Linked DNA regions of Homo sapiens: region 2 is linked to region 1. Evidence: chromatin contacts called from ENCODE Hi-C or POLR2A ChIA-PET data. All regions are on one chromosome and are shown on one strand. The core of a region is the stretch at or near the end of the contact, and the rest is flanking DNA. Distances in the headings are between cores, read along the strand shown. Region 1 has its middle 32 kb from the start of ZFAND2A-DT. Region 2 holds the start of TMEM184A (transmembrane protein 184A).

Evidence for each region. Hi-C counts contacts between places; a loop is a spot of excess contacts on that map. ChIA-PET counts read pairs that join two places held with the same protein, here RNA polymerase II (POLR2A). Pooled maps may share reads with other maps.
Region 2: a pooled map of heart left ventricle shows a loop between it and region 1 (15-fold over the local background). The contact joins the promoter of TMEM184A here to the enhancer-like site in region 1. A Hi-C loop is called at or near these places in 9 of 50 pooled maps. POLR2A ChIA-PET finds 5 or more read pairs at or near these places in 3 of 52 experiments (AG04450, WTC11 and activated T-cell).

The regions. Positions count from the first base shown.
Region 1 is chr7:1,190,718-1,193,835 of GRCh38, reverse strand. No RefSeq gene overlaps it. Among named protein-coding and RNA genes, the nearest start is that of ZFAND2A-DT, 32 kb to the right of the region's middle. RefSeq lists an enhancer at 12-513. Within about 2 kb of position 1,420, at least 3 of the 41 ENCODE cell types and tissues checked have a DNase peak (open chromatin) inside an H3K27ac peak, as active enhancers do.
Region 2 is chr7:1,554,568-1,557,685 of GRCh38, reverse strand. TMEM184A (transmembrane protein 184A) reads left to right here and starts at 1,481. Exons shown (of 9, transcript NM_001097620.2): 1 at 1,481-1,572; 2 at 2,202-2,420. The coding sequence starts at 2,202. RefSeq lists silencers at 1,206-1,295, 1,336-1,405, 2,773-2,955 and enhancers at 1,063-1,862, 1,999-2,293, 1,863-2,663.

The sequences.
Region 1 (3,118 bases), core at 171-2,670:
CCGAGGCTGCACGCGGGAACCGCCTGGACCCTTCACAATCACCCTCCGAGGCTGCCACCTGTATCTCAATCTCTCTTCTTCAGAGCAGGAAACTGGGGCAGACCGGCCCACACAGCTGGGGAGCGGCAGAGTTAGGAGACAACACCAGCGCGTCTGAGAGCTGCGCCCGCTCCCTGACATCAGGGCGACAGACCCCTAGGACGGAGACCCAGGTGGGAAGAGCCACTGCCTGAGAAAAGCCAGGTGTGGCTGCGTGGGGCCCCTCGGGTGTACGGGGACGGCTGGACTGAGGCACCCAATGTGGAGTGAACTCACTGTTCATTCATTCACCCACCCTCCGACATCCACCACGGCCTCAACGCAGGCCCTGCTCCAGGCACTGGAGCTACGGTGGCCTCGGTTTTTTTGTTTTTTGTTTTTTGTTTTCTGCTTCATCGCCCAGGCTGGAGTGCAGTGGCGCAATCTCAGGTCACTGCAACCTCCGCCTCCCAGGTTCAAATGATTCTCCTGCCTCAGCCTCCTGAGTAGCTGGGATTACAGGCACCTGCCACTACGCCTGGCTACTTTTTCAATTTTTTTTTTTTAAATTATACAGTGGTGCGATCTTGGCTCACTGCAACCTCCGCCTCCCGGGTTCAAGCAATTCTCCTACCTCAGCCTCCCATGTAGCTGGGATTACAGGCGCCCACCATCATGCCCAGCTAATTTTGTATTTTTTTTAGTTGAGATGGGGTTTCACCATGTTGGCCAGGCTGGTCTCAAGCTCCTGAGCTCAAGTGATCCTCATGCCTTGGCCTCCCAAAGTGCTGGAATTACAGGCTTAAGCCACCACACTCAGCTCATTTTTGTTTTTTGCTTTTTGATTTTTTGTTGGTGGGGGGTGGGTGACAGGGTCTTGCTCTGTGTTGCCCAGGCTGGAGGGCAGTTGTGCAATTGTATTAATAGCTCACTGCAGCCTCAACCTCTGGAGTTCAGGTAATCCTTCCACCTCAGCCTCCTGGGTAGCTGGGACTACAGGCATGAGCCAACACGCCCAGCTAATTTTTAAATATTTTATAGACATGGGGTCTCTCTCTGTTGGCCAGGCTGGTCTCGAACTCCTGGCCTCAAACGATCCTCTCACCTTGGCCTCCCACAGTGTTGGGGTTTCGGGTGCGGGCCTGCACACCTGTGGCCTCGGTTCCATTTGTTCTGGTGCCTCCCCACTCTGCAGGTGACTGAGGGTCCCTGCTGGTGCTCCCCATGTCCCCAGGTTGCGTGTAGATTGCCCCAAGCTAGTAAACGACTCCCCACCTTCAACTCCCTTTTGGTTACACAACCTGAAGGCGGCTCTGTTTTCCTGTTTAGACTCTGACTAACGTGAAGCCACAGGAAGTTTTAAACGGCCAAATGACATCATCGTATTGCTGTTTTTGAAGGAAATCATTCTGGCCGTTGTGTTAAAGAAGGATGTTATAGGGTAAAGGCAGAAGCAGGAAGTCCAGCTGGGAAGCATCACAGCTGTCCTAGGGAGGAGGACGCGGCCTGGACCAGGATGGCTGCAGTGAGACGGATGGGGTACAGCAGCAGGCAGGTTGGCTGGGGAGAGAGGACGCGGCCTGGACCAGGGCGGCTGCGGTGAGAGGGACAGGGAGCTGCAGGCAGGCTGGGGAGATGCCTGGGGGTCATCAATAGCAGGGAGCCCCAACCTTTCTGAGACTAGGGACCAGTTTTGTGGAAGACAATTTTTCCACGGACAGTGGGGGCAGGGGATGGTTTCGGGAGGATTCAAGCACATTCGATTTATGTTGCACTTTACTTCTACTGTTATTACACTGTGATATAGAATGAAATAATTCTACGACTCGCCATCGTGTAGAATCAGTGGGAGCCCTGAGCTTCTTTTCCTGCAACTAGACGGTCCCATCTGTGGGTGATGGGAGACAATGACAGATCATCAGGCATTAGATTCTCATAAGGAGTGTGAAACCTAACCCCTCGCATGCACAGTTCACAATGGGGTTCACGATCCTGTGAGAATCGAACTCCGCTACTGATCTGACAAGGTGGAGCTCAGGCGGTAACGTCGGCAATGGGAGCAGCTGTTAATACAGATGAAGGGGCTGGCTGTGGCGGCTCACGCCTGTAATCCTAGTACTTTGGGAGGCTGAGGTGGGTGGATCACCTGAGGTCGGGAGTTTGAGACCAGCCTGGACATCATGGAGAAACCCCATCTCTACTAAAACTACAAAAATTAGCCGGACATGGTGGTGCTCACCTTTAATCCCAGCTACCCAGGAGGCCGAGGCAGGAGAATTGCTTGAACCCTGGAGGTGGAGGTTGCAGTGAGCCAAGATTGTTCCACTGCACTCCAGCCTGGGCAACAAGAGTGAGACTCTGTCTCAAAAAAAAAAAAAATACAGATGAAGCTTTGCCCACTGCTCACCCGCTGCTCACCTGGTGTGCTGCCCCGTTCCTAACAGGCCATGGATGGGTGCCAGTCTATGGCGCGGGGGTTGGGGACCCCTGGTCAACAGGACGCAGTGATGGATGGAATTGGGGGTTAGGAAGGAAACAAGACATCTGAGTCTCCTGGGTGTTGGCCGGGGCGGCTGCAGGAGGCGGCTCTGGAGCTCTGTTCCAAACGCGCTTTGTCCAAGTTCCAGGGAGCAGCTGGGTGCTCACAGCAGCTGCTGCCCAAGGGGGAAGGAAGGCAGGAGGCTGTGTCCCAATTTTGTCTGGGACTAAAGTTGACCCTTCCTTGAAATACACTTCTGATTTTTTTTTTTTTTTTTTGGGATGGAGTCTCGCTCTGTCGCCCAGGCTGGAGTGCCGTGGCGTGATCTCGGCTCACTGCAAGCTCTGCCTCCCGGGTTCACGCCATTCTCCTGCCTCAGCCTCCCGTGTAGCTGGGACTACAGGCGCCCACCACCACGCCTGGCTAATTGTTTTGTATTTTTAGTAGAGAAGGGGTTTCACCATGTTAGCCAGGATGGTCTTGATCTCCTGACCTCGTGATCCGCCTGCCTCGGCCTCCCAAAGTGCCGGGGTTATAGGCATGAGCCACCCCACCTAGCCTCACTTCTGAATTTTACCCCTAAGTTGGCATGGGAACATTCCAGAAGGCAGAGATGGTTAC
Region 2 (3,118 bases), core at 232-2,731, 360 kb before region 1:
CAAACCTGTAATCCCAGCACTTTGGGAGGCTGAGGCGGGCAGATCACCTGAGGTCAGGAGTTCAAGCCCAGCCTGGCCAACGTGGTGAAACCCCGTCTTTACTAAAAATACAAAAATTAGCTAGGTGTGGTGGTGGGCGCCTGTAATCCCAGCTACTCGGGAGGCTGAGGCAGGAGAATCACTTGAACCCAGGAGGCGGAGGTTGCAGTGAGCCGAGATCGCGCCATTGTACTCCAGCCTGGCGACAGAGCGAGGCTCCGTCTCAAAAAATAAATTAATTAAAAATAAAAGGGGAACAGTGGCTCCAGTCATTCCAGCCTCAACCCCTTGAGCCCTGTTGCTCAGGGCTGTGGGAGGGTAGGAGATATGAAGGACAAGGAGTGTGTGGATCCGTTGCGGGCATGGAGCGGGACTTGGTAATGGTGGCCCCAGCGGCATGAGCCCAAGCGTAACCAGAACAGGACAAGAGGTGGGCTGAGGGCCCACATCCCTCTCCCAGGAGCCGGGGTGAGTGAGTTTTTTCTCCACAGGGGCCTCTGCATGGGGGTGACAGGGACCCTCAGGGCCCCGCAACCCCTTGCCAGACCCCAAAGGGTCCAGGGACTGGGCTGTCACTCCCCCTCTCCTGCCTTGATCCACAAAAACCAGAAATATTTCCTTTTTTTTTTTTTTTTTTTTTTGGACACAGAGTCTCCCTCTGTCCCCAGGCTGGAGTGCAGTGGTGTGATCTCAGCTTACTGCAACCTCCGCCTTCTGAGTTCAAGCGATTCTCCTGTCTCAGCCTCTTGAGTATCTGGAATTACAGGTGCACGCTGCCACACCTAGCTAATTTTTGCGTATTTCGTAGAGACGGCGTTTCACCATGTTGGCCAGGCTGGTCTCGAACTCCTGACCTCAAGTGATCCACCCACCTTGGCCTCCCAAAGTGTGGGGATGACAGGCGTGAGCCACCACGCCCGGCCCAGAAAACAAATGTTTTCAACTCATCTCTTGGGGCGTGGATTTTTTTTTTAATTCAGATGAAATTCACATAACATCAATTTACCCAGGTTTAAGTGAACGATTCGGTGGCGGTAAGTATATCCACAGTGCTGTGTGCCTGCCGCCTCTACCTCATTTCAGGACTCCTGTCACCCCCCAGAGAAACCCTGTACCATTAGCTCTCCACCCCTCCTCCTGCAGCCCGGCCCTCCTTGGCCTGCCGCAGACCTCTCCCACGTGTCCCCACCAGGTGGCAGCTGCCTGGCCGTCTGGCATAGGCAGGTGAGGGCGCCAGGCGGCCAGCAGGTTCCTGGGAGCCAGCTGCCACCCAGCAAACAACCGGGAGGATAGGGTGTCAGCCGTGGGAGGGGACAGGAGGGGACGGGCCTGCAGCCTGGGGCCCAGGTGGGCCACTGGGGACGTGAGGCACTGGCCGCCCCGCCCCAGCCTGGCACAGCCCTTCAGATCCTGGCCTTGCCGCACCCACAGTGGGGCCTCCAGTTGGGGCCACGTGGCCATGAGAATGACCAGCTAGGCTTCCCTGGAGGCCAGGCCTCCCTGGACTGGGCCAGGTGCTTCCTGCCAGCAAAGGTAGAGCTGGGCCCTGTGACCGCAGACCAGAGGGAGAGGAGGAGGCTGGACTGGGCTGCGAGTGTGGGAGAGGGTGGACTCAGGGCCCCAGCAGGTTAGTGGGAGATGGAACAGGCACCCAGGGCTGCCAAGAACCCCAGCAAAGCCGGGCTCCCAGGTGGGTGGACAGGTCCCAGAGCCAGTGAGGGCCGGCTCCTCCCATGAGGGTGGCTGCACACCCCCTCCTGCCGGGGCAGGCAGTGCTGGTCTGCGCCCGCTCCCCAGCCCTCCCGGGCAGGCAGGGCGGCAGGGGTTCCCCCTCTTCTGCCCCACTGGAAGACGGTCTTTGTCCCCTAAGAAGCAGGCTCCCTGCAAGCCTGAGACTCGGAGTTGGAAGCTGGTTTTACAAGGGGGAATTGAGGTGGGACCCTCAGGTCGCAGGTGGTTGATGGGTGAGCTTCGATGGCTGAGCTCGGAGCAGGGAGGGAGCCGGGCCTGGCGCTGGTGTCCGTGTGGGGGGTGCGGCCTGGTGGGTGGCTCAGCCTCAGCTCCCGTCTCACTGTCTCCTCCCTCCCCCGCTGCTTCCTGCTGCCGGGAGCCAGTACCTTTGCCCTCACTCCTCCCGGTGTGTGTCCTCCCTCCCTCTGCAGATGAGTAATGTCTCAGGGATCCTGGAGACAGCCGGCGTCCCCCTGGTGTCAGCGAACTGGCCGCAGCCCAGCCCCCCACCGGCTGTGCCAGCTGGGCCGCAGATGGACCACATGGGGAACAGCTCCCAGGGGGCCCCCTGGCTCTTCCTCACCTCCGCACTGGCCCGAGGCGTCTCGGGGATCTTCGTGTGGACTGCCCTGGTGCTCACCTGCCACCAGGTAAGCCCTTCCGCCCCCGAGCCTCCTTCAGGACCTTGGTCTCCACAGGACGTGGCCGTGGCTCAGCCCGGTCCCCCTGGGTGCCGCTGCTATAGACGCTGTCAGAAGTGGGATCGGCCAGGGCACGGGGGAGGGGATGAGCTTCCCCAGGATGTGGCATGTGGGAGCTGGGCCTGAAAATGGGGAGATCTCTGCCAGGCTGAGGGCAGAGCGCCCACCGGGCACCCCTGGCTATTTCACAGGCTCGTCACTCGGCTCACTGAGGTCTGCAGTGTGGTCCCATTTCACAGACAAGAAGACTGAGTCTCAGAGAGACCAGAGGTCTTTCCCAGGCTCACATAGCTGGAAAGGGGAAGGGGCCTTCTCCTTCCAGAGGCGTGACACCCTGGAGAAGGCTGGTGGGAGGTTGGCAGGGGGTTGGACTTTGCTCTGTAGGGAGCTGGGGAGCAAAGGTCACAGCTTGTTAGAGGGACCGGGACTCCTGTGCAGGAGATGGGCGAGAAGCAACTTCCCCAAGCCCGAAGCCACACACAGCCCCCGACCCGGAGCAGTCCCCAGGTGGGAACAGAACAGCCCCCAGGTAGAGAAGCGGCCAGGCGCTGTGGCAAGGAAGGGCCAGGCAGGGGCAAGGAGGAAGTGGTGCCCGAGGGCAGGGGCTGGGCAGAGAGGGCAGGGAGTCAGGGACAGGACCCTCCTGA